Linked DNA regions of Homo sapiens: all the other regions are linked to region 5. Evidence: chromatin loops called from intact Hi-C (ENCODE). Cell type or tissue: heart right ventricle. All regions are shown on one strand.

Region 1 (5,000 bases), 71 kb after region 5:
AGTGTCCAACAGTAAAAATAGAAAAGCCCCTGAGTCTTGTCTTCTTTTGAGAGGAAAGAACCCTTTTGCAGAAGGCCCAGGAACCCCCTCCTCTAGCCACTTTGGCCAGAGTTGTGGTATGCAATTATTCCTAAGCTGTTCACTGGACAGGTAGCTGGGCCCCACCACAACTGCCTAACGTCAAGCAAGATTGATGCCTGGGGGCTGTGCTGGGAAGAGGCCCGCTTCAGGGGGAAATTGGGGCTGTGTTGAGAAGGAAGGAGGGTAGCTGTGGAGTGGGCCACTGAGTGGGGCCTGCGTTTCACAAGCATTCCAGGTCCTGCCTGGGGGTATAAATCCTGGCTCTCCCTTTTCCAGCTCTATGGACTGCACAAAAGTATAATACTATCTAACTTCTCGGCATTTCTGTTTTTTCACCAATAAAAAAAATGAAGGTAACAATACCCCCTCAGAAGATAACATGCGAGCAAGATGGAAGCACAGACCTGGCACAGGCCCATTCTTTACTCTGAGTCAAGTCTAGTCTCCTTAGGGACAGGGCATCAATAAGGGACCCCTCAGCACCTTGCACGATTCATTTAGTTCTCAGGAATTCATTTGCTAGGACTGAATACGGGAAACATGCTACTAAACTGCCCCTGAACTCACAGGCTTGTGATGTGTGGTGGATGAGACACAGCCCGTGCTGAGGCAGGCAGGTCTGAATCCAGTGCCAGAAGCACCATGTGCCATGAGGTGGCATTCGAATATTTGGAGCAATGAAGCGATCTCATTGAATGTATATATATGCTAGAGGAATTGCAATCATGAGAAAAATTAATTGCAGAGTTGATCGTAGAGGCATAGTGTCCAGGCAGAAACCTAATCCAAGCAAGAGATCATTTGACGGCTGAGGGAAGAGAGAGCCAAGGGGAATGGAGTGGAATGGAATGGAATGCAGGAACTCTAGAGGGGATTTAAAGGCTGAATATGCTGGTTTGCGGGCTTGAGTTAGGAGCCCACCTCTAGCAGTCAATATTACTAGAGCATTGGTGGTGAAGCCGTGGGTGTAAATAAGACCACGTGAAGTGGGCGTATATTAAAGACATATTGGTGACCTTTCTGATGTTTTCTACCATTTCATATTAATAGGCATGAGGATCGAAAATAGGAAATGATTTTTCTTTTCTCCTCCCTGGCAGCCTTCTCTGCTGTGATGTTTTTTCCTCATAAGGCTGGGGTCCTATTGCTTTCCCTTCTGATGAAGCTTTTTTATTACTTGGTGGGTAGAGGGCCTTAGGTGTGGCAGAGAAATTCCGCAGCCTCGCCCTCGCCGTCATAGTGATGAAGAGCGTTGACTCCGGAGTCACCAAGGGAAATTAAGCACATGTTTTATTAATCTTTATGAACCTCAGTTTCCTCTCCTGCAAAATGAGAACAATACTGGTGCCGACTTCGCAGCACTGTTTGCAGCGTGAGGGCGATAAGGCACTTACACAGGCGCGTGCCCCCCACATGGAAATGCCTGGAGATGCTGCCGGCTCCTCCACTCACCGAAACTGCACTTTCTCTCCTTTGTTCTAAATGAGAAACCAGGTGTGGGGAGCAAATGGGAGAAAGGGGCAGGAGAAGCTTGCCTCAGATTCCAACTCATATGACCTGTCAGTGACTAAAGACGGAATGCCAACACATGGATTGTGTGTGTGAAATGCCAGGTTGGTGTTTTCCACAGGGATGTGCCCGTTGTTCTCTGCTTTCTGTGGAATTCTCTTCCAGCGCCAGGCCTGGAGATGGGGCCTGCCCTTTTACCTCTCAAATATGTTCCCAGGGAAGAGTGTGTCCTTCTCCGGGAGCCACCCCATCACACTGACTCTCACTTTGGGCTCATTGCTAGAAACTCTGTGGCCTGCGCCTGCTTCCCATGTCGCGTCAAAGCGTCTCAGCACAGACCTAAAGGAGACCTCAGAGGTCACCCAGCGTGGCCTCGCAGAAACACCTGCGGGAAGGGATTACGGAGGTTTGCAGGGAAGGCCGGGCAGCCCGGGAGTGAGCGCCGCACTGCAGCTCCCAGACACATGCAGCTCCTGCTCCCAGGCAGGAACAAAGTGATTTCCCAGCTCCTGGGGCCATGGGTAGCTAACTGATTAAATACCCGGTTTGGAAAATTCACCTGACGTATTTCTTTTTTTTTTTTTTTTTTTTTTTTTTTTTTTGAGACGGAGTCTCGCTGTGTCGCCCAGGCTGGAGTGCAGTGGCGTGATCTCGGCTCACCTCCCAGGTTCACGCCATTCTCCTGCCTCAGCCTCCCAAGTAGCTGGGACTGCGGGCGCCCACCGCCATGCCCGGCTAATTTTTTGTGTTTTTAGTAGAGACGGGGATTCACCATGTTAGCCAGGATGGTCTCGATCTCCTGAGCTTGTGATCTGCCCGCCTCAGCCTCCCAAAGTGCTGGAATTACAGGCTTCAGCCACCGCACCCGGCCTCACCTGACATATTTCTTACACGTAAGCCACTTCTTTTTCTTGTCCAAACTGAGGCTAGCCCTCACCCAAGACTTGCCTGTATCTCAGTGCAGGTAGCTGAGCAAGGCACAGCCGCCAGGAGGAAGTCGGGGAACAGCAGCCGGAGCCTGGGGAAGCCCTGCACAAGTTGGCCTTGAGGAAACCACCTGACAGACGTTTGCTCTTCCTCACAGAGCTGGTGAGCATTCTGACTATGTGGTCACATCAGATCAGATCGCTCTCACCTCTCTAAGCATTTCTTTTTCTGGAGTATGAAGCAGCTATTCAGGGAGGAAAGCAATTTGATGTCAGGGGCTTCTTTGAGCCTTGGGAATTAGACCTCAGAAGCTTAGAATTGGAGCTCAGCTGCTGGTGGAAGATATACTGTGAATGTTTTATTCAGTAATGCATATATAACATTGAGCAGAATCCAAATACATAAATCACTTATACAATAGCTGTGAAGAGCCACCTTCCAGCACTTGAGAACCCGGCAGCCAGTGGCTCACAAAGGCCTCTGTCGCCATCTGCTGGCCGCATGCTTTCTCATGCTGTTAATTCTTGCTCTGGTATTTTTTGTTCCCGCAGCCTTTGGCACTCAGGTTCTTCTGCTGTAAAATTTGCCTCCATCAGAGCTGTATTGCCTTGTGTTTTTGAGGCTTGCAGAAGAGACCCTTAGCACTCCTTAAAATTCTGGCAGGACAGAGAAAACAAGATGGAGAGAGATGACAAAGCCGATTTCTTCCTCCTGGCTTTTTTTTAACCAGTTCTGTGCACTATCAGGCCCTCTGAGCTTAGGCCTATGCCAGCCACATCTCAAGGCCAAGGACACAATACTCGGTTTGTCTTTATAATAGGTCCTGTTATTGTGTCTGTCAACCTCCCGATGTCTGTATCACAGTCACCAATATATTACGCTAAGGAAATAGGAATTATTCACATTGCCAGTAAAACTTGCCCATGTATAAGCACAGACTCACACAGTTATGGGCCTGAAGACCATCCCCAGTGGCGAAACTGTGCCCCAGAGGTTGCCATAAGTCACTGGAGCCAGAAGGCATATTTGATCCCCTGTGTAAGATTGGCCACCGTACCCTGAATGACAGTGGTGTGCTGACTCACACAGAAGATCCGCTTGTGGTGCAGGCTTGGCCTCCTCAATGTGGCCACAGGCCCTAGAGCGCTAACAGATGTCACTTATCGGGATCACCCCTGAGGCATTGTGAACAGGAAGTGGCATCACTGATCTCCCACCAGCTCTGAACCAATACATGTGGCATCCCAACTTCCGGAGAGGCTGGACAGAGCATATCCGGAATGCAGCCACGTGGGGAGTCAGAGTAGGGCAAGGATATAGGAGTGCTGATGAAAACTGAAAACACAGGGGACCGGCCCGCGATGCGGCCTCCTGGGAGACATCTGCATGAGGCCAGCAGGCCAAGGGTCCATGGCTGGGGATGGCTGCGCTCTCCTTAGGGAAAGGCATTCCAGAAACTGAAGTTACGAGGCAGCGTAGGGAAAGCATCCTGGGCTCTTCAAATCTGGGCATGGCTGTGAGTCCCAAAGCGTTGTCAGTTTACACCATCTCCTAATGCAAGGGCTAAGTCATTAGGGAAAAAATCATGTTTCAGGTTTTAAGGGGAAAAAATGAAAAGGTGCATGGCCTTTACCTGTAAACAGTAGAAGGGGGTGGGGAATGGTTGAATGGTAGAAATGAAAATCAAGAAATCTAGCAATGGCTGGTGATTTAAGGACCTTGTATATCAGTTATTGCTGCACAGTAAGTCATCCCCCAAAACTTAGTGGCTTCAAAGAACAATCTTCATTTATTGCCACATCCCACTTCTATAGGTCAAGAATTCAGACAGGGCATGGCGAGGGGGGCTTGTGTTGCTCCACAGTGATTGAACCTCAGCTGGAAGATTGGAAAGCTGGGGGCAGGAATCATCTTTTACTTAGCTGTCTGGAGGTTGATGCTAGTTGTGAGCCAGGAGTCTGGCCAGGGTGTCAGCCAGAACATAGCACATATGGCCTCACTGTAACCTGGGCTTCCTCACAACATGGCGGCTGGGTTCCAAAGGCAAGAGTCCCAGCAGAGAGAGCCACACAGAAGCCATATTTTCTCTACGGCATAGCCTCAGGAGTTGTACAGCGTCACCTCCACTGTCAAGGTTATAGAACCTGTCCAGGTTCACATAGAGAGAACACAAACCCCTTCACTCAGTAGAGGAGGGTCCATTCATTGTAATACAATCATTGGAAAACACCATCTGCCACACCGGTTTCCTTATCACCTGTACCCGCATCCCCCCCGACACATGCACAGAAACAGGGCAGCCTGTCACAGACCCTCAGCGATCATGGCATGGGTTTGTGCTGGGTAAATAGGTGCGTTTGTGGGTCAGCTCTGCTTCTGGTTTGTAGTTTGACCTGGTCTTAACCTCTCTGGATCTCAGTTTCTTCTTCTGGGAAACAAAAAGGCTGAGCTCCAAACCCAGTCATTGGAAACTTTAACGTTTT
Region 2 (5,000 bases), 87 kb before region 5:
AAGAGACTAATTCAAAATATGAAAATAGCTACATGTACAAATGTATACCTTTAACTGTTATTAGTAACTGTAAAAAGTTGGAAGTAACGCACATGTCAACAACAGAGTTAAATAATTAATGATGTGGCATCACAACAGAATATGATACAGCCATTCAAATGGTAACTATGGGGATTATACAGTGATAAGGGGAAACGCACATACAAAACAACTGATACAACTATGAAAAGCCACTGAACAATTGTTTAAAAACTGATTACCATGTTTTAGGGTGGTAAATGTGGGTGCTTTCCCTTCTTTATTTCTAAGCTTTTTGTAATACTGCTATGATGCCTCTATAATTAAAAGATAATCTTTTATTTAAAAATGATATGCATGCTTTGATCTCAAGGATACAGAGCCACACCAGACCATGCAGCCTGCTATGTTACTCAGGGAGGAAGAGGGACCATTAGCATTCTACGGACGCACAGGCATCATGGGCTGAGCCACACAGAGCAGTCCACGGAGAGCCACCTGGAGGTGTTGCGTACTTGGTCAATGATTGCCAAAAAATGAGCAGTGTCCATCTGCTAACCCCAGTCAATTCCCCTCATTACGAGCATCCCGAGGCAGAGAATTCCCCGGGCGCACTTCACATACTGTCAGCTTAGTTATCCATTTAAAAAATTTATTTGAGGTCACATGGGGCTGTACAATCATTTGGTTAAAGTCACAAGCCCAGATTTTCACATTGGGAGCAATGAGAAATGTCTGTGGCAAGAAATGCAATAATCACAAAGATGGAGGAAGGCAAGCAGAAGCAACTTTTCACTTTCAGAGAAGCAGGGGGCTTGGGGAGCAGCCAGCGTGGCCGCAAACACATTTGTCTAAGAAACAGAGTCGTGGGGAGGGCAGGCTCAGAGGGAGGGCAGGAGCGGCTCTCCCGAGCTGACACAAGGATGAAGACACAGGAGGTAAAGGTGTGCGCTCAGCCCTAACAAGCCTCAACCAGCAGATGGCAACCGACTTCACCTTGGGGCCATTTAGCCCCACGTGCAGCTTCAGCCCTGTGCCAGTCCAGGCACCAGTCCCACTCAGGAAAATCTCAGAGATCTCCAGTCCAGCTTCAACCAGTCAGTCCCAGGTGCTGCTCTTGCATTCTTGCCCTTCATCTCTATGTCCAGGCACCTCTTTATACCCTAGTGTCAATGCTCAAGTTCTTTTCTCTCCTCTATACCTTCACTTCCCCACTGAGTCCCTGCCAGGGAAGCAGCAGGGCAAAGAAGCTTCACATACAGGTTGTGAAATCAGACGGCACTGACTTAAAATTCAAGTTAAGCTACTCTTCTCCCTGTATGATCTTGGGAGAATTACTCTCTTGAACTTCGGTTTCCTTCTCTAAAAGATTTGTACCTGCACCACAGGATCATTATAAGGGTCAAATGAAACAACAAATGTAAACCCCAGTATCTGACACTTATGAATGCTTAATAAAAGTTTGCTATATTTACTCTCGTTCCTCAGCAGCTGGCACCCTGTGTGTCTTCTTCCTCCACTAACCCTGTCCATCGAACATGAACCACACAGTCCCGCTCTCTGTTGCTCAGCCCTCCTTATGCTGATCTCAGTCCTGAACTCAGCGTGCCTTCTGGAACCACTCCACTGCCCAAACCAAAACACTCTCATTTCTGCACCGTGAGCCGACTCTCCCTGCCAACAGTTATAGCCCCCCACACAGTCAGGAAGTGCACAGTAATTTCATACCTTGGTACCGAAGCCACACTGCCTGGTTCACAGCCCTGCTCTTTCACTCATTAGTTCATGTGACTTTGCTCAAGCTACTTAACTTCTCTGTGCCTCATCTCCCCATCTGTAAAAGATAGTAATAGTGTCCACCTCCTAAGATTGAGGAGAGGATTCAGTGTGCAAGTAAAGCTCTGAGAACTGTGCTAGCACATAATAACCAGGCACATTTTTTTTTAACTTCAACTCCCCAAGGCCAGAGGTACTTGATTAGCCTATGTCATCCCATGTCATCCGATAACCCAAGCAGCTTTGCGACTCTCTGACACAAGGGAGATGTAATCTCTCTGGACAGCAAAGCCTTGCTATCTACCACGTGGTGCACAGACCGACATGGGCACTGCCTGGAAGCCTGTTAGAATCTCAGTCCCCACCAAGCCCTACTGAAATAAAATCTGAATCTTAACATGTTTTGCAGACAGAAGTCACCTAGAGGTCTTGTTAAACAACACAACAACACAGGTTTGGATGGCGCCTGAGATTCTGCTGTTCCTAGGACCAAACTTAGGGGAGCAGAGCTCTAGAGGAAAGTTCTGAAGTAGAAGTGTTCCAATATGTGGGAAGACTGTCACCTGGAGTCTGTAAGTGACAAAGAGGGTAGGTGGGCATGACTGGTAACTGGAAAAGTGCATGGCTAAGAAGATAAATGACCAACAACATAAGGAGCTCCTTGTAAGTTCTTAAGAGGGTAGGGACCAAGTCTTCTTAATCTGTTTTATTGAGTGAATTCCCAACATGAAGGATGGTTCACCAAAATCATCTGACATAACCCTTACTTGTGTGGGGTCCACCAATTTAGCCCCATTTTCTTTGTGTGTGTGTGTGTGTGTGTGTGTGTGTGTGTGTGTGTGTGTGTATGTGTGTGTGAGATAGCATCTTACTCTGTCACCCAGCAGGCTGGACTCATTTTCAATAAAACTAGAATGTTAGTTTAAAAAAAAATTGTTTGATATTAGTTGCCACTCCGCAACCCACCCTAATATATTAAACTGCACACTTTCTGCATGGAGACAATGCAAACTGCTCTTGATAGAAGGGAATGATTTCACAATTGCTTCCCTTAGAAATGATTTTGGCTTTGATCCAGGAGATGGGGTAGGTGGGTTGGAGATAAGAATGGGGCTGGCAGAACACCTTCTGCAAAACAGTGGGCTAGGCTTTGAAAGAGAACTTGCCGTTACTTTGCTGCCATCTTCTTTGTTCTTTTAGAGACAGGGTCTCATTCTATCACCCAGGCTACAGTACAGTGGCACGATCACAGCTCACTGCAGCCTCAAACTCCTAGGCTCAAAGGATCCTCCTGCCTCAGGCTCCCAAGCAGCTGGGACTACAGGTGCATGCCACTATGCCCAAACTTTGCTACCATCTTATTTCAAACTCCCAGGATGTTGCAAACTAAGTTAAGGCATCAGAAAAGTAAGTGCCTCATTTCTATAACCCTTGACCTTTTTCTTAGTGACATAGGTAACTAACCAGACCCTGGAGGTCAACAACCAGAGAATAATAATTATAGAGAAGAAAAATAAAAGACTACAGACTAGAAAAAAATCATACCAATTGATCCAAGAGCCCCCCAAACACTCCCTCCCACCCCCAGTAAGCACAGCCTTCATTTTCTAGGACTTCAGAAATAACCAGATGTGGCTGGGCATGGTGACTCACGCCTGTAATCCCAACACTTTGGGAAGCCAAGGCAGGCAGATTGAGACCAGCCTGGGCAACATGGCAAGACCCCATCTCTACAAAACACAGCAAGACCCCATGTTTACAACATGGCAAGACCCCATCTCTACAAAAAAAAATTTTTTAAATAAAAAAAATTAGCCAGGTATAAGTAGCACATGACTATAGTCCCAGCAACTTGGGAGGCTGAGGCAGAAGGGTAGCTTGAGCCTGGGAGATGAAGGCTGCACTAAGCTATGATGGCATCACTGCACTCCAGCCTAGGCAACAGAGCAAGACCCTGTCTCAAAAAAAAAGAAAGAAAGAAAGAAAAAGGAAATGACCAGATGCCCATGACTGTTATCTAAGCAATCTGTCTCTCTCATCCAACAGTGTCCCCTGCCCCACCCACCATCTCCACACAGACACCTGTCACCTCAGTAATTAACTAAGGGGAAAAATCTGCATAAAAGTGAGAAGAGAGCTACATTCCCAGTCCCCACAACCGTCATGAAATTATCTAAATGTGAATGCCATATCAAACCCAAATGTGCTTCTCTTTGAAAAAAAACAAAATAAGGATCACCATCAGATGTCCCTTCCAAGTCAAAGGTCAGGAAGAATTTCCACTATGTCACTCTGAATCAGCAGCTGTGTATGACTATAAACAGACATAACATTTGGACATGCTTATGTTATATATACTTACATGTACACACAGAGACACATATGTCTCTGTTCTACCTATATCAAAAAAGGTTTTGGAGCAGGTAAGAAGTTCTTGTCCTCAACCACCAGAGTAATCCAATCATTTTCTGCCCTCAGTGAGGGCTCTAAGAGATACACAGCAGGAAATCTACCAGGGATCCTACATCCTTTCTCTAACTACTCACAGAGTCCTCATAGATAAATAAAATCATAGGTAAATAAAAAACAAAAAATGAAAACATTTTTAAATTTGACATCTAAACTTTCTGCTCCAACTACTGACAGAGCTCTCATATATAAATAAAAAAGGCAAATATTTAAAATTTTATATCTAATCTTTTTTTAATAGATAAAGGAATTTATTATGGAAATTGGCTTATGTGACTATCGAGACTGAGAAGTCCTATAATCTGTAAACTGGAAAACTAGCAAAAAGGATGAGTTCATGTCCTTTAGCTGGAAACCATCATTCTCAGCAAACTATCACAAGGACAGAAAACCAAACACCGCATGTTCTCACTCATAGGTGGGAAATGAACAATGAGATCACTTGGATACAGGGTGGGGAACATCACACAACAGGGCTTCTTGGAGGGTGGGGGGCTGGGGGAGGGATAGCATTAGGAGACATACACAATGTAAATGACGAGTTGATGAGTGCAGCAAACCAACATGGCACATCTAAACTCATCTTTTAAACAAAAGCAAGGCCAAGAGAATACTTGTTTCCCCTGAACCCCAAGTGTCATCTCCAAACTTTGATGAACTTTCAACCGAATAAGCTTAAAGCCACAGTCCAAGACAGCCATTGCTGTTATAGAAGAAAAGATTATACCGATACAGCT
Region 3 (5,000 bases), 180 kb before region 5:
AGAAACACATTAATATTAATGATAATAGGAAACTTTAATACATCATTCTTAGTATAAGATCAAATGTGCAAAATTAATAAGATAAAAGACCTAAAAACATAATTAGGAAATGAAATCATGTGTGTATACATAAATATGTATACGTATATTTTACACACACACACACACATACACACATATTAAACTTACTCCCTTCATAATGAAAAATACATTTTATTTTCAAGGGCCCAGAGAATATTAACAAAAATTGATCACATAGTAAGTCACAAAGAAATAAGTATATTCCATAAAGAAGAAATAATAAACTATACTCTCTGATTAAAATACAATAAAACTAAAAATCATTCCCATTAACAACATACAAACACACACACACATAAAGGTCTTTCCACCTGAAAACTGACAAAAAAAGAAGGGGAACAAAAGTCAGGAAACATACACCACAAAGAGGTAATACCACTAACGTAAAGAAACTTTTAAAAGTTGACAAAGGGCCAAAAACTCCATAGAAAAAGAACAGACAATTCATCAAAAAAAAGATATGAAAATGACCCCTGAACACATGAAAAGGAATTCAAACTTAAAGAGCAAATTAAGCAAATTAAAATAACACTGACATAATACTTCTATCACAATGGCAAAAAGTTAAAAGTCAGACAACATATTCTTTTGAATACGCTGAGGCTTTGGAAAATAAGTACAGTCATACTTTGCTGGTGAAAATGGAAACTGGTAGAACCCTTTTGGAGATGAATTTGACAACACCCAACAAAACTACATATTTGTTGATCTCTTGACCCAGTCCTTCCATTTCTAACTACTTACCCTGAAAATATACTTCCAACATTAATACACATGCACAAAATTTTCATTGTAGTATTGTTTGTAACTGCACCATATTTTTTTAAAAAGTCTCACATTGGAAAGATGTTAAATAAACTATGGTCTACCTATACAATAGAGTACTTTTGCAGGTGTAATAAAGAACGAGGAAGATCTCTCTGGACTGATATGGAATGATTTTCAAGACATCCTGATAAATAAAAAAGGCAAAGTGCAAGAGGGCATATATTACTTGCTACCTTTCATGTAAGAAATAATAAAATACACATGAATCATCTCATTTGTGAAAAAAAGGAAGGATAGGCTAGAAATAACAAAAATAAATCACCTACACAGAGGTGGTGGAAACAGGATGGAAAAAATGGTTGAATGGGAATAGAGTATAATGAATGGCAGAGTGGGGGTCATGACCTCTAAGTAAACCTTGTTGTATAGTTCTGAGTTTTAGAAGGACGTTAATACTTTATCTACGCAAAACATTAAAAATAAAATCCTGACACCTGCAATCCCAGCACTTTGGGAGGCCAAGGCAGGAGGATCACTTGAGGTCAGGAGTTCAAGACCAGCCTGGCCAACATGGTGAAACACCATCTCTACCAAAAAATACAAAAATTAGCCAGGCGTGGTGGCACACGTCTGTGATCCCAGCTACTTGGGAGGCTGAGACAAGAGAATCACTTGAACCCGGGAGGCAGGAATTGCAGTGCGCCTACATCATGCCACTGTACTCTAGCCTGGGCAACAAAAGGAGACTCCGTCTCGATGATGATGATGATGATAATAATAATAATAATAATAATAATAATAATAATAATAATAATAATAAAATAATATAAAATCTACCCAGAGGTGGGAAGAACACAAATGGAATACAAACAGTAATGATGGACAGAAGTTTATTCTAAATAAATGACAGCCACTTAAAGAGAGTGGAGAAGAAAAGAATTAACCAAAATAACTTTCAAAAACAGTATTTTAACTAAATAAGATGAAAAACAAAATAAACATAGCAAATATTGTACACTAGTTAGCAAATTTTTTCCACAGAGGTATGTGTTAACAATTATGAAACTACCTTTATGTTCATTCCAGGACTGAACAAGAAAATAAATATGTCATGAGTAAGAAGAACCAGGTTTCTCACTGTCACTATCAAAGGCAATGGGGAGGGCTAGAATGAGCCATGTGGTGTTGGCTTAGATTGGAGGTACTCATATGAATTCATATTTTGTAACATATATGCAGATACATCAATACGGAAATAGAAGTAGGTATATGTATTTCCTAGCTCTGTCACTAGAGGGGGCCTACAAGTAATGATATCCCTAGGGCAATAAGTATACTCAGGTCTAGGCTTCTAAATACCATTCTTTAATAAAAAAGGAACAGAGTTTCTTAAAGAAATGACTGATTCCAGGGCTGGGGTGGAGAAAGTAAAAGATGAATCTGGGATATCTCATGGGGACAAAAAATGATAACATGTCAGAGGACACAGAAAACTACTTAAGGGGCTCCCAAAGACCAAACCTGGGTAAATTTCAGCAATAAAATAAATCATTTTAGTAATAGGTTATAACCCATACAATAACCAAATATTCATGAAGCCATACTGATATAAATAATTAAATAAATATATGGGAGAGAAGGTAAAGGTCTTCCTTACAGTAAAATTCTAATTAATACCTTTAGAATAAATTAGAAAGAAAATAACCATTTGACAAACACCACAATAATTTCTGGCAAAAATTATCAAGGGAATCCAAAGTTAATAGGGCAAAATATTATGAGAACTATTTACACAGTCTCAAAGTATCTTCCTGCAAACACTATTAACTACAAAGGGGAAAATAATAATGGCGGAGAATCCTAATGGATGCCACATTTACCGAGTGATCAGAGTTAACATATCACCACCACGTTCTTCATGATAGAACTCACTAAGGGCACAACAAAATCTCCATGGCATTTTTGTCAAAAATGTAGAATATGAATTTCACCATGAGAAAATACAAAATCATGTCAAGTTGAGAAACATGACACAAAATATATGGCCAGTACCTTTCAAACATATCAAAGTCATGATAAAGAAAGACTGAGTAACAATATATGGCCAGTACCTTTCAAATACATCAAAGTCATAATAAACAAAGGAAGACTGAGTAACTATCCCAATTTAATAAAGGAGATGGACACGTGAAAAATATAACATGTAATCCTAGATTGAATTCTAGTCCAGAAAAAGGACATGTTTTTAAATTCAAGCAAACACATTTTTCAATTTTACATGTTCTATTTAGTTCTTTCTCAATTCGGCATAGTCTCTTTTTTTAAATAAAGACTTTTTTAAGCATCGTTTTAGGTTCACAGCAAAACTGAGAGGAAGATACAGAGATATCCCATATAATTCCTCCTCCACACATGCACAGCCTCCTCCACTATCAGCATCCTCCACCAGAGTGGTACACTTGTTACACTAGATGGACTTACACTGACACATTATAATCACCCAAAGTCCTTAGTTTACCTTAGGGCTCACTCTTGGAGTTGTACATTCTATGGGTTTAAACAAATGTCGAACATACATCCACCATTATAGTATCACACAGTGTTTTCAGTGCCCTAAAAATCTTCTACGCTCAGCCAATTCATCACTGTCTCCGCACTGGCCCCTGATCATCACTGCTCTTTTCACTGTTTCCCTAGCTTTGTGTTTTCCAGAATATCATATAGAGGGAAACATAGAGTATGGAGCCTTTTCAGCTTGTCTTCCTTCATGAGTAATATGCATGTACATTTCCCCCATGTCTTCTCATTGATTAATAACTCATGTATGATCTTTTGTTAAAAACCATTTTTATTACTTATACGTATTTGAGATTGTATTTTCTACTTCTTTAAAGATTTCATACAGTTATTTTATACTTTGCGCCAAGGAATTCAAATAGCTGAAGCAACTGGGTGTGATTTCTGCTGATTTTCACACAGGATGGTTTGTGTGTGGTGATCTTAGGCTGGATGATATCAAATCAGGGGGAAACGTGAGGGCCTAGGTAGGGGACACTTGCCTTCAAAGACTGTGTGTAACCAGGGCAGCAACAGCCCTGGAACCAATTTACCGCTCTTGAAGAGGTGAAGGTGAGGGGCCCAGGTTTGACTTCCCCATCTTGCCACTACTACCAAGAGGCCTGATCGCTCAGCTGCCCTGCTGCTGACAGCAGCTGTAGCACCTCCACACGCTTCATGTCAGCTCACTGCTCCTGGCGCTCAGTTCCTTCCATTTTCTCCCCTCTCCCTTGGGAAGTTCTGTCACTTTCGGTGAGCCTAAAAATTGTAACAAAATTATTTTATGTGGAGTCTAGTTGGGGTTTTTTTAGCCAGCATATCTAGTCTGTGAAAGAAGTGGAAGTTTCCGGAACTTGATTTCATAAACTGCTTTCAGAATCAAATTATAAATCTCCCAGGGGGTGAAAAATCCTCATACTTTTATACCTTGTTCTTAATCAAAACAGTATTATTACTCCGCTTGACAACCCCAAATTCCAGCCTTGTAGCCAAATGATTTTTTACAAATGATTATGCAAAAAACAAATCTCTGAAGGGATGAAGGCTGAGGACCAATGACAATATATAACGGTGAAATTAAACACAACTCTAACAATATTTGAGCAACTTTAGCATCACTGGAATTTATTTCCCCTGAGGAAATTAACTGAAAGATAAAAATAGCCTTTAATTACTAGAATCTATTTTTAAAAATCTCTCAGTACCTTTTAAACATAATATACATGCAACATGGAGCTCTTGGGAAGCAGTTTATATGAATTCCAGGTTTCATGAACATTATTCTTTAAGAACAATGAATTTAGTAAATACAACAGATTAAATTAGCAAGCAATAACAATTTTCTTTAAAGAATAGTTATATATGAAATAGAGTTATCCTAATAGAATACTAGAATGTCAGTGGGCTATGACATTAACATTAAAATTCAAGATTTAAAACAAAACCATAACATTAAAAACATTTATCACCACTAGGTGGTCAGATTGCCCATAATTTTTTTCTTCTCAGTGCTTTTAGATATTTTATACATTTCCTCAATAAGCAAGGTTACATTTGAAGTTGCAGAGAAAACAACAAATGTTACTACAAGGATA
Region 4 (5,000 bases), 160 kb after region 5:
GGGTAGCTAAGACTACATGTGTGTGCCACCACACCTGGTTAATTTTTTAATTTTCTGTACAGACTGGGTCTCTCAATATTGCCCATGCTAGTCTTGAACTCCGGGGCTCAAGGGATCCTCCGGCCTCAGCCTCCCAAAGTGCTAGGATTACAGACATGAGCCACCATGCCTGGCCATATAGAGGACTTCTAAAAGGAAACACAAGAAGCCAGTAGCAGTGTCACCTCTGGAGACAGAGATTAGGAGAGCAGAGGTCTTGCTTGCTTTTCATTGTGTATGCTTTTCATCTCTTTCCATTTTCGTCATGTGCTTTTATTACTTTTTCAATTAAAAGCAGTTAATGATAAATCAGGGAAAACAAGTTGGAAGCAAGACATTTTTACCTTAAAGGAATATAAAGAACATTAAACTAGAAAGAGAAAATGGAAAACAAAGCAGCAAGCATTCAAGCATTATATATATATAAAAATAGTGGGGAGACACAGGGCTGTAAAACCGAATCAAGCATGGCTAAAACAGGAAAAATAACAGGGGAATAAAGAAGGCAGAAGGCAAAACATAGCAAGGGGAGGCAGACACAGCCAAGAGTCCTCTGAGGAGGGGGTAGGTTGGACACTGGGTGCCCATGGGTTCCCCCCGAGGGATGCCTGAAGCTGAGTCACATGGAGCTGGCGGAGGCTCAGAGGCAGAAAAGGAGGACAGAGAGAATCCAGGCTGAAGCGGGGAACCACTGTGTGGCGGGTGCAGAAGCTCCCCCAGGTCAACTCTCTGTGGCCCTGTGGCTGTGGTTTGGAGAACGATGGCTGGTGTGGAAGTGGATGTTAAGCCCCGGACCTTAGAACACCTGTTCCCACGGACATGAGAAAGCAGGCTTGGGACAGGCCGTTGAGAAAGCAGGCAGCACTCAGGGAAGGCCAGCAGCTCTGAACAGACATCTGCTGTCACACTGTGCAAGGCTTGGTTTCATTAATGACCCCATGTGACAAAAAGAAGCAGTGGCTCCCATGGTTTCATGGAACTCAGGTCCTCTCCTCTCTCCAGTCACAGAGAGCCCCGTGTAGACTCTTCATAAGGTGGAACCCGAAGAAGGAGACACTGGGTCTCGGGAAAATGGAATGAAGGAGATGTTGTTGTATTTGGAACCTAATGTGGAGGAATGGGCCATATAAATAACTGAATAGAGGCAGGGTGTGGTGGCTCATGCCTGTAATTCCAGCACTTTGGGAGGCCGAGGCAGGAGGACTGTTTGAGTCTGGAATTTCGAGACCAGCCTGGGCAACATAAAGTGACCCCATCTCTACAAAAAATAAGAATTAGCTGGACATGTGGTGGTGCACCCAGCTACTCAGGAGGCTGAGGTGGGAGGATTGCTTGAGCCCAGGAGTTCGAGGCTGCAGTGAGCTATGATTGCACCACTGCACTCCGCCTGGGTGACAGAGAGAGACCCTGTCTCTTTAAGAAAAAAAAAAGTGAGCGTTTCACTAGGAATGAGGGAAGTTTTTTTTTTTCTTTTTTTTTTTAGATGGAGTCTCGCTCTGTCGCCCAGGCTAGAGTGCTGTGGTGCGATCTCGGGTCACTACAACCTCCGCCTCCCAGGTTCAAGCGATTCCCCTGCCTCAGCCTCCCGAGTAGCTGGGATTACAGGCGCCATCATACCTGGCTAATTTTTTGAATTTTTAGTAGAGATGGGGGTTTCACCATCTTGGCCAGGCTGGTCTCGAACTCCTGACCTCAAGTAATCTGCCTGCCTTGGCCTTCTAAAGTGCTGGGATTACAGGCGTGGGCCACCACGCCCAGCCGGAATGAGGGAAGTTTGAACTCCAAAGCTAGAGTCCCTTGGTGTCTTCCGTCCTGGTCTCTTTTGTCCCAAAGTTGAGGGAAAGGGTGGGCAGGGAGGAGAGGGAAGGAAGAAGATTGGGAAGGCCTTGAGCTCCCCCTTCAGGTCGAAGCCCGTGCAGGCTTTAGCAATGACAGCAGGCTAGGAGAGCAGACCTCAGGGTGTGGCTCGTGGGCCCCCAGGTCTCCTAGAGCCTTTGGGGAAAGGGGGGTTGGGTTGAGAGGTTGAAACTATTTTCATAACAATGCTAAGACATGATTTGCCTTTTTAACTTTGTGGACACTTGCACTGATACCGCAAAAGCAATGATGGATAAAGCCCTACCCGTATCACTTAAAAATATCCTAGATAAACCAATAAAAATAATTAATTTTATTAACTCTCAACTCTTGAGTACATGTCTTTTCAACATTCAGTGACAAAATAGGAAGTATTTTGTCACTTCTACTACCAATGTATGACGTTGCTTTGAGGAAAAGCTCTAGGATGATTGAGTTTTGAGTTGAACTGGCTGCTTTTATAGTGAAACATTATTTTTTACTTGAACAATGGATAAACTATAAATATTCAGACTTGGGCATCTGGTAGACATTTTCTTGAAAATAACCCATGTGAACCTCTGACTTCAATGAAGTGCAGTGAAAACAACTGAAATAATGCATTGCTAAGGTTAAAATCTGAACTTTGAAGGAAAAATGATAATTTTGAAATACTTGTATGTACCATGAGCTTGACAGCTACCTGGTATTTAAAGACTTTTATGATGAGATCAGCATTGAAACAAATGTGATTGTTGCTATTGGATAAGAAAAGCTGCCAACATTTGGAAGACCTGCATTTTTCAGTGAACCATATTTTCCAAATGATCAATGCAAAATGTTACAAGACTATGCATAGGTAAAAGATCCGCTTAAAGTGCAAGATAAACTGACTGTAATGTAACATAGTGTGGACAGTTTGACAATAAGGTTTCAGATTCCATATTGCAACTACCTTAAAGAAATGACATCCAGTTTAGTCTTGGTGTCATATCAAAGAAGAATGTCTACAGTCTTCTGAAAAGGCCATTAAAGACACTCTTTCCTTTTCCAACTATTTATCTATCCGAGGCTGGATTTTCTTCATATCCTTCAAGCAGAAAACATATCACAACTGGTTGAATGCAGAAGTAGATATGAGGATCCAACTGTTTTTTAAAAAGCCAATCATTAAAAAGATTTGCAAAAAAGCCAGGCAGGCACGGTGGCATGTGTCTGTAGTCCCAGCTACTCAAGAGACTAAGTGGGTGGGAGGATTGCTTGTGCTCAGGAGGCTAAGATGGCACTTGTTGAATAGCCACTGCATTTCAGCCTGGGCAACATAGCAAGACCCTGTCTCTAATAATAAAAAGAAAGAGAAAGAGAGATGAAAGAAAGAGAGAGAAAGAAAGAAAAGAAAAGAAAGAGGGAAGGAAGGAAAGAAGGAAGGAGATCCAAAGACCAAAAACTTGAATAACCACTGGCCTGAGATTCTAGTAGGTCTATCTGGCAGGGTGCACGTGGTTTTTAACTGTTTCAAGGTTATGTTGGTGAGTCCCTTTGGCCCTGTCTCTCAAGCCCCACTGAAGGGAAGCCACAAACTGACCCTCTGAGTAGATTCTGGCATGGGGACCAGAGATGTCTTAGCTAAGGATCCTTTCTCCCACTTAGAAACTATCTCTGGACCTGAGTGGTTTAGGGGTGGAGGGTAGAGTGAAGGTATATTCAGTCTGGAGATACCAGTCAAGAACGTGAAACACTTTTAACTGAGCCAAGAGGATTCCAGGGTGGGGAGTATGAAGTGGGACAGATATTAGGTAGCATTTGAGCCTAATCTTGAGGAACGTGTCCTATTTGGCCAGGCAATGTAATAATCACAGGTCTGAGATATTACTAGGCACAGTGACTTCATCAGGGTGAAACCGTGTCCATTCTTCTCTTCTTTGGCCTACTCTTACTCCCATTTCTACTTTTCTTCTGTAAACCAGAACGTATTTGAGACTTATCTCAATTAATTTAGAGGTTTATTTTGCCAAGGTTAAGGACCATGGCCAGTGACACAGCCTCAGGAGGTCCTGAGAACATGTGCCCAAGGTGGCTGGGTTACAGCTTGGTTTTATACCTTCTAGGGAGACAGAAGTTACCAGGGAAATACATAAATGAATACATGTAAGGTATACATTGGGTCAACCCAGAAAGGCAGGACTTCTCGAAGCAGGGTCTTCGAGGTCATAGGTGGATTCAAAGATTTCCTGACTGGCAATTGGTTGAAAGAGTTAAGCTGGAGCTTAAGCCAAGGTTCTTGTCATGTAGATGAAGCCTCCAAATAGCAGGTTTCAGAGAGAATAAGCAGTGAATGTCTCTTGTCTGACCCTAAAAGGTGTCAGACTCTCCAGAAAAGGCCTAATAAGGGAAGAAGATTCTCTATAGAAAGCAAATTTCCCCCACAAGAGACAGGTTTTCAGGGTCATTTCAAAATATGTCAAGGGAATATATTTTGGGATAAAATACTGCCATTTCTTTCAGGGCCTGATATCCGTCATGTGATTCCATACCAGAGTCAGGTTGGAATGTGGTATGTTATTGCTACAAAGAGTCTGTTTTTTCAGTCTTAAGGTCTCTGAGTCAATGTTAATGTTGGTCAGTCACGTCTAAACTCCAAAGGGAAGACAGTAGAAGGAGGTAAGTCTGACTCCTCCTTCCCATCATGGGCTGATGTGGTTTTTCAGGTATTTTTTGGAATCCTTCTTGGCCAAGAGAGGGATCCATTCAGTTGGTTGGGGGCGCTTAGAGTTTTATTTTTGTTTTGCACTTCTCGTAACCAAGTATGACTCCCAAGACTCCCGGGGCATGCTGTAGAATAATGCTGTTACCAGGAATTTGTCAGGAAATACTCTGCATGATTGGAAGCTGAGAGTAAAGGCTTAGGATTTGGTGTTGTTTGCACAAACCTCCCATGAAAAGACCATGCACACTGGAGCAGGACAGTTGCAATTTTGGCTTCCCTCTCTCCTGACTCTGGGATCTTGAGTAAATTACTCCAAGTCCTTAAGCCTCTGTTTCCACATCTGGAAACTGAACATACTAACACCGACCTCTCAGAGTTGTTGGGACAATTAATCAGGAACATATGTGGAAGCACAGTG
Region 5 (5,000 bases):
GCTTTGGGCCAAATTCCAGACACACATTATAAAGCCTAGTCCTCCCAGCAGCCTTTAGCAGTATTATGCCTTTTTGACAGATGAGGAGACACGGCCTTGTGTTAAGAAGCTTGCCCAAGTTCACACAAACAGTAGAAGCTGGAGCAAGGCTACAAACCCAAGCCTGTCCGATGGGCAAGCCTTGCTCTGGAACTGCTGTCCTGTACTGCAAGTGAGCTGTCTGGTTGGGGGTGGGTGGTAGGCGTGTGCACTTTCAAGATGGAGGTAAAGAAAGCGTGTTGGCCTAATTCCACAGGTTCAACTGTGGTGGGATCCTAATGTGGACAACAGAAAGGGAAGTGAGAGCCAGAATATGGGACAAGGACTGGAAAGCATAGGTCACTATCTGGGTACATGCAAATACGATCGTCATGTAACCTCTGAATTTTTTCTTCCTTTCTTTTAAGACAGGGTCTCGCATTGTCGCCCAGGCTGAAGTGCAGTAGCACCATCATGGTTCACTGCCGCTAACCTCTGAGTTCTTGATTTGTCTCTGTACACTAAAGGTTCAATTATCCATGTAAATGGAATGAAGCCAGATGTGAATAAGGCTAAAGAACCAATAATCTAAGGAACACTTCAGTAGCAGTTTGCCATTTGTATGTGACTTGTTGAGTAGATTTATTTTCCTAAATCTGTTTGCTTAGTCATCCCAGAATGGTAGTGGATCAGCCTGCGCCACGAGCAAAGATCAAAGTGGATTATCCGTAGGGGAAGATTAAACAGTTAATTCTAAAGGAAAAACTTTAAAATTCATTTGAAAGCATAGCCTCAGACACGCTGACACCTTTTCTTTTTTTTCCTCTGAATTCATTTAGAACATATGCTGTCAGGAGGATAAGAGATGCCTTCAGAGAAAATAAAAATGTAAAGGATCCTGTAGAAATTCAAACCCTAGTGAATAAAGCCAAGAGAGACCTTGGAGTAATTCGTCGACAGGTAAGATGGTTCAATGATGTACTGTTTTTCATTAAGAGCTTTAAACTTCGACATATTCCCCTTGATTAGACAGCCGTGCTTTTGGTGTTGGTGATTTACAGAGCAGGATCATGAAACTCTGTTCCTTGTACTAATACAGACATGTAAAGGTGAACTCTCATATTTTCAGATTCAAGTTGAACTTAAAATACCAGCTTTCCGGAATTTCCAGGGAGTGTATCCTTCTGGAAAGCTGATACTTTTAAGTATGAGAAACTTCTGCATTAATTTTTTTGAAAGCTAAGTTTTTGTAAGATGTATCGCACATGTGTACTTGGATATATTTCAGAGTATAAATATATTCTCCCTTTCCTAGTATTTTTAATCATAATTCAGGATAAACAGAACGTGGCCCTTTTCTTGAAGACACCATTGTGGGTGGTGAACCTGAATTACGTTGCCACATGGGAGGTGCATCTGCAGGTGCAGATGGTGTAAAGTACAGCTGCTTGGGTGCTGACCCCATAAAGGAACCTGGAGGGTGTGTTAGTTTTCGTTTTGTGGAAGTGCCAAGGATCACCTTGACTTGTGCTTCCTTTTCTCATTCTCATGAGGTGGGTGGAGCATGTGCAGCGGCATGATCTCCTGCGTGGTCTGATAACATCCGCAAGAGTAATTAGAACGTCAGAGGTTAAAGTCACCGTCCACTGATGGGTTTTCTTGCTCTCTAAAAAACACCCTTTTCACTGTTTTTCTTTGACTTAGCAGCAATCACGCAATAAACTCCATTTCTGCTTCCATTCGTGTTTCCCTTTTACTTGCAGGAAATTTGCTTATAAAGTGTGGAGGGGGAAACTCTTTACCATTTTTGTAAGTTATGCTGTGCTGTTTTGAAAGGGCTTCTTTAGCATCAAGAGATGCCAGCTTGGCTGACATTAAATTAGATAATAATCTTTCCCTGACCCTTCTTCATGCTTGACTCTAAAAAGAATTCAAAAAAGAAGCAATATTTGAAACTATAATTTGCAGTTTATGTCAAGATTAAAGGTCTTGTTATATTGCCTACATAATGTAACAGTTCTTTCTAGAATAGCATTTCGGATTCTCCTAACCATCCTTGAGTTCTACAGCTATTTAGTAATACAGTAACTGCCACACTCAGACAGGCCTAGGAAATGATCTCTAACTAAAGCCATGAGGATAGTAAGGTACTCAGAAAAGAAACTGATCTGCACATTTATGTATACTTTGAGAGTGGCATTTATATGAGTCAGCATTTTGAAAACTCTAGAACAATGGCATTTCCAGTCACCAGTAGTTGAATTTTATGAGGTCCTTTAGCAGTGGAGCATAGAAGAACAAGCAGCTGAGTTCTTACTTTGCATAAACTCAGAAAGATTTTGTTCTTTGGCACTTACTCTGTGTAGAGGTTGGCAAAACAGGCAGGTTTTATCTTTAGCGTAAAATTATCCAGAGTATAAACTGCCTAGAAAAGGGGGATTGTAAATAATCTGTGCCATCATTTCTCCCGCTATATCTAATTGTCTGTGTCACTTCTTGGTTTGAAATGCTCAAACTACCCTTGCAAAAAAAAAAAAATACTAAACTGGCCCTCATCTGACATCCCAGTGAGTTCCCCTCCCAGGACAGACGCACTGGAGCAGTGGCATGTGCAGGGCAAGGGCGCCCTCCCCAGGGCAGCCTGGCCACTGCACGTTCCCGATGGAGAATACACACGGCGACCTTGCAGAACAGCTTGCTGTCACCACCTCAGGGATGAAAGCATTCTCATCCCTTCAGAGAACCAGTTAGACAGCAGCAGCTGGGAAGTTTCTACTCACTTCCCTTTCATGTCAAGACTCTTCCTGAATCCACATGCAGCCTTTACAGTAGTTAGGGCGTAAGGCACAGTGGCTCCCCCGGCCATCTGGCTGCAAGCTGGCGTAAGTTGCCTTTGGACTAACAGCCTATGGCAAGGTGGAGAGTCTGTATTCTTGCACACTGTTCTCTGTAACTGGCTGCTGTAGCAGCCTTCTGACCTGTCCTCCGGGTGCCCCTGCCCCTACTCCACCCCACACATGGTCTGTTCTCCACACACCACCACCACAGTGATCTTTTTCAAAAGAAAGATCGGGCCACTGCCCCGTTCAACCCCTTCAAGGCTCTTGCTTCGTGACACCCTAACATAAAACCTGAAGCCAGTGTGAGGTCCCCAGAGGCCCTCCATTGCACTCCTCTCCCTCACACTCCCTATTTCCTTGAACTTCTTGCTCCCATCTCAATGCTTGTGCACCACCTGCCTGGAGGAGTCCCTCCAAATGTTCCTGTAGCTCCCTCCCCCTTCCACCCAGGCCTGTGCTCAGATTTCACCTTCCCATAGGGGCCCCCCTGGGACCACACTATCTAAAACAGATTCTCTCTCTCTCCGCTGCCCTGCCTTAGTTTTTGTGACAGCACTTATCAGTACCTACTATGACATTACTTGTGGCCTTGTCTATTTTCTCCCTCTTCTGCAAGACGGCAGGGGCCATGAGGACAGGGATCTCCCCTGTCGCTGTCATCATCTCCACTGGGTGGCGAAGAGCATGGACTCTGCGGCCAGCCGGCCTGTGTTCACATCCTGACTCAGCCTACTAGCTATGTCACTCTGAGCAAGATATTTAACCTCTCAGTGCCTAATGCAAACTGCAGATGAAAGTAAGCCCTACTTCATGCGTTGTAGTGAGGATCAAGTACACTAACATATGCAAAGCCCCCGGGATAATGCTAGCACATAGGAAATGTTATGCAAATGCTTGCTGTTATTATCCACAGGATCTAGAACATCCCACATAGAGCTGGCTCTTAGTAAGTTTTCACTGACTAAATAAATGCATGAAGTATGTTCCCTGAGATCATACATCTCAGTGGCAGGGTCTATACCACCAAAATCAGGGTGTCTTTTTGGCCACCCACAGTCTCCCTCCTGAAGGAATGAACCATGAAAGGAATATGGAAATCTGATGGGGATCGTGACATATTAACCCTCATGGAGTTGTGATACTCTTCATATCACGTCTCTCTCCCACTTGAAGATTTGGACTCCAAGCCCCACCCACCCAGGTGCACATGGATCCCAGCTTCACGGTTCCACCAGTGAGGAAGCCCACAGCCACTTTTCCAGCTGCCAGACATGCATGCCATAAAGGCAGTGCTCACACTGAAATCTCACCCACAACACTTACCTGCTCACCCTGCTTTCCACTCATTCTTCAGAGGGTGGCTTCTTCAGTCACGTGAGTCAGCTGTGGTGCTAATGATACCCCTCCACCCCCGCGTCCCATAACCCTAGTAAGTTTTGCTTTTTAAAATAAGTCTCTGGACAAAAATGACCTGGTTTTCTGGGTAGAGAAACCGAGATGCAGGAAAGGTGGAAGCCTTGTCTAAGGCCACATGGCCAGGCGTGAGCTCAGGTCTTCTAGCTCCTTAGAGCAAACTCAGAAGTTCAAGGACATGGGCTCCTGAGTCAGTAGAAACTGAAGGATAGTCTTAAGTCATCCTCCCATTTTGTTCCGATGGTATTTAAGGAGCACTTCAACTCTGCTCAGAGGTCATTCATTCTTCCTTTATGTCCTTAATGTGCAAGATCTTCAGTCTTCATTCTGGCAACCCTGAGGGATTCTAGATACATCAGCATTTGTTAGCCTTCACACAGTCCTTAAGGATTACTCTCATTCCAAGAAGTGGCAGCTCGTTTTTCTTTCATGATAAGCAAGTCAGCCTCCTTTTGCCCATTTTCCATGATTATGGCCCACTCAGTAGAAGCCAGACATACACTTGTTCTTTCCTTAACATTCTTGGACCACGTCTCCCCTGGAAAATTACCATCCAGTCTGTCAGTCTCGAATCTCTTTCCCACTTCATGCCTCATGTCATAGCCCAGAATTAGCAGAGACATTCTTCTACCTTTTGATAAAGTGCCATTATTTCCATATAAGATGATTCTGTAAAGCCAGCTGACCCTGAAAGCTCTTATAGGTTCTCCCTCTCTGCAGAAAGCAAGT

Evidence for each region. Hi-C counts contacts between places; a loop is a spot of excess contacts. Peaks named below come from ENCODE experiments on the same cell type or tissue, not always from the same donor. Only the 100,000 strongest peaks of a DNase experiment are listed, where the experiment ranks them.
Region 1: it touches region 5 in a loop (10-fold over the local background); 50 of 110 quality-filtered maps call a loop at or near these places.
Region 2: a loop joins it to region 5, with 15 times the contacts of the local background. A loop is called at or near these places in 27 of 110 quality-filtered maps.
Region 3: it touches region 5 in a loop (3-fold over the local background); 32 of 110 quality-filtered maps call a loop at or near these places.
Region 4: it touches region 5 in a loop (2.3-fold over the local background); 5 of 110 quality-filtered maps call a loop at or near these places.

The regions. Positions count from the first base shown.
Region 1 is chr6:5,141,817-5,146,816 of GRCh38, reverse strand. The region is part of intron 2 of LYRM4 (LYR motif containing 4); the gene reads left to right. The region is part of intron 3 of LYRM4-AS1 (LYRM4 antisense RNA 1); the gene reads right to left. Among named protein-coding and RNA genes, the nearest start is that of MIR3691, 4.0 kb to the left of the region's middle. In heart right ventricle, CTCF peaks have their summits at 2,806 and 3,010 (motif pointing left); a DNase peak (open chromatin) is centred at 3,006.
Region 2 is chr6:5,299,444-5,304,443 of GRCh38, reverse strand. The region is part of intron 1 of FARS2 (phenylalanyl-tRNA synthetase 2, mitochondrial); the gene reads right to left. Among named protein-coding and RNA genes, the nearest start is that of FARS2, 40 kb to the right of the region's middle. RefSeq lists enhancers at 1,914-2,208, 2,158-2,217. In heart right ventricle, a CTCF peak has its summit at 989 (motif pointing right); a DNase peak (open chromatin) is centred at 1,025.
Region 3 is chr6:5,395,797-5,400,796 of GRCh38, reverse strand. The region is part of intron 2 of FARS2 (phenylalanyl-tRNA synthetase 2, mitochondrial); the gene reads right to left. Among named protein-coding and RNA genes, the nearest start is that of FARS2-AS1, 60 kb to the left of the region's middle. In heart right ventricle, CTCF peaks have their summits at 2,134 and 4,862; no DNase peak of the experiment used is centred here.
Region 4 is chr6:5,054,234-5,059,233 of GRCh38, reverse strand. All of the region lies in intron 2 of LYRM4-AS1 (LYRM4 antisense RNA 1), which reads right to left. It also overlaps a transcript of LYRM4 not described here. Among named protein-coding and RNA genes, the nearest start is that of PPP1R3G, 29 kb to the left of the region's middle. RefSeq lists enhancers at 1,711-1,770, 1,831-1,880. In heart right ventricle, a CTCF peak has its summit at 1,948 (motif pointing left); a DNase peak (open chromatin) is centred at 1,933.
Region 5 is chr6:5,212,596-5,217,595 of GRCh38, reverse strand. It overlaps LYRM4 (LYR motif containing 4), which reads left to right. Exons shown (of 3, transcript NM_020408.6): 2 at 858-978. The region is part of intron 3 of LYRM4-AS1 (LYRM4 antisense RNA 1); the gene reads right to left. Among named protein-coding and RNA genes, the nearest start is that of LYRM4, 46 kb to the left of the region's middle. In heart right ventricle, CTCF peaks have their summits at 2,646 (motif pointing left) and 3,519 (motif pointing right); a DNase peak (open chromatin) is centred at 2,661; H3K27ac peaks cover 1,254 bases.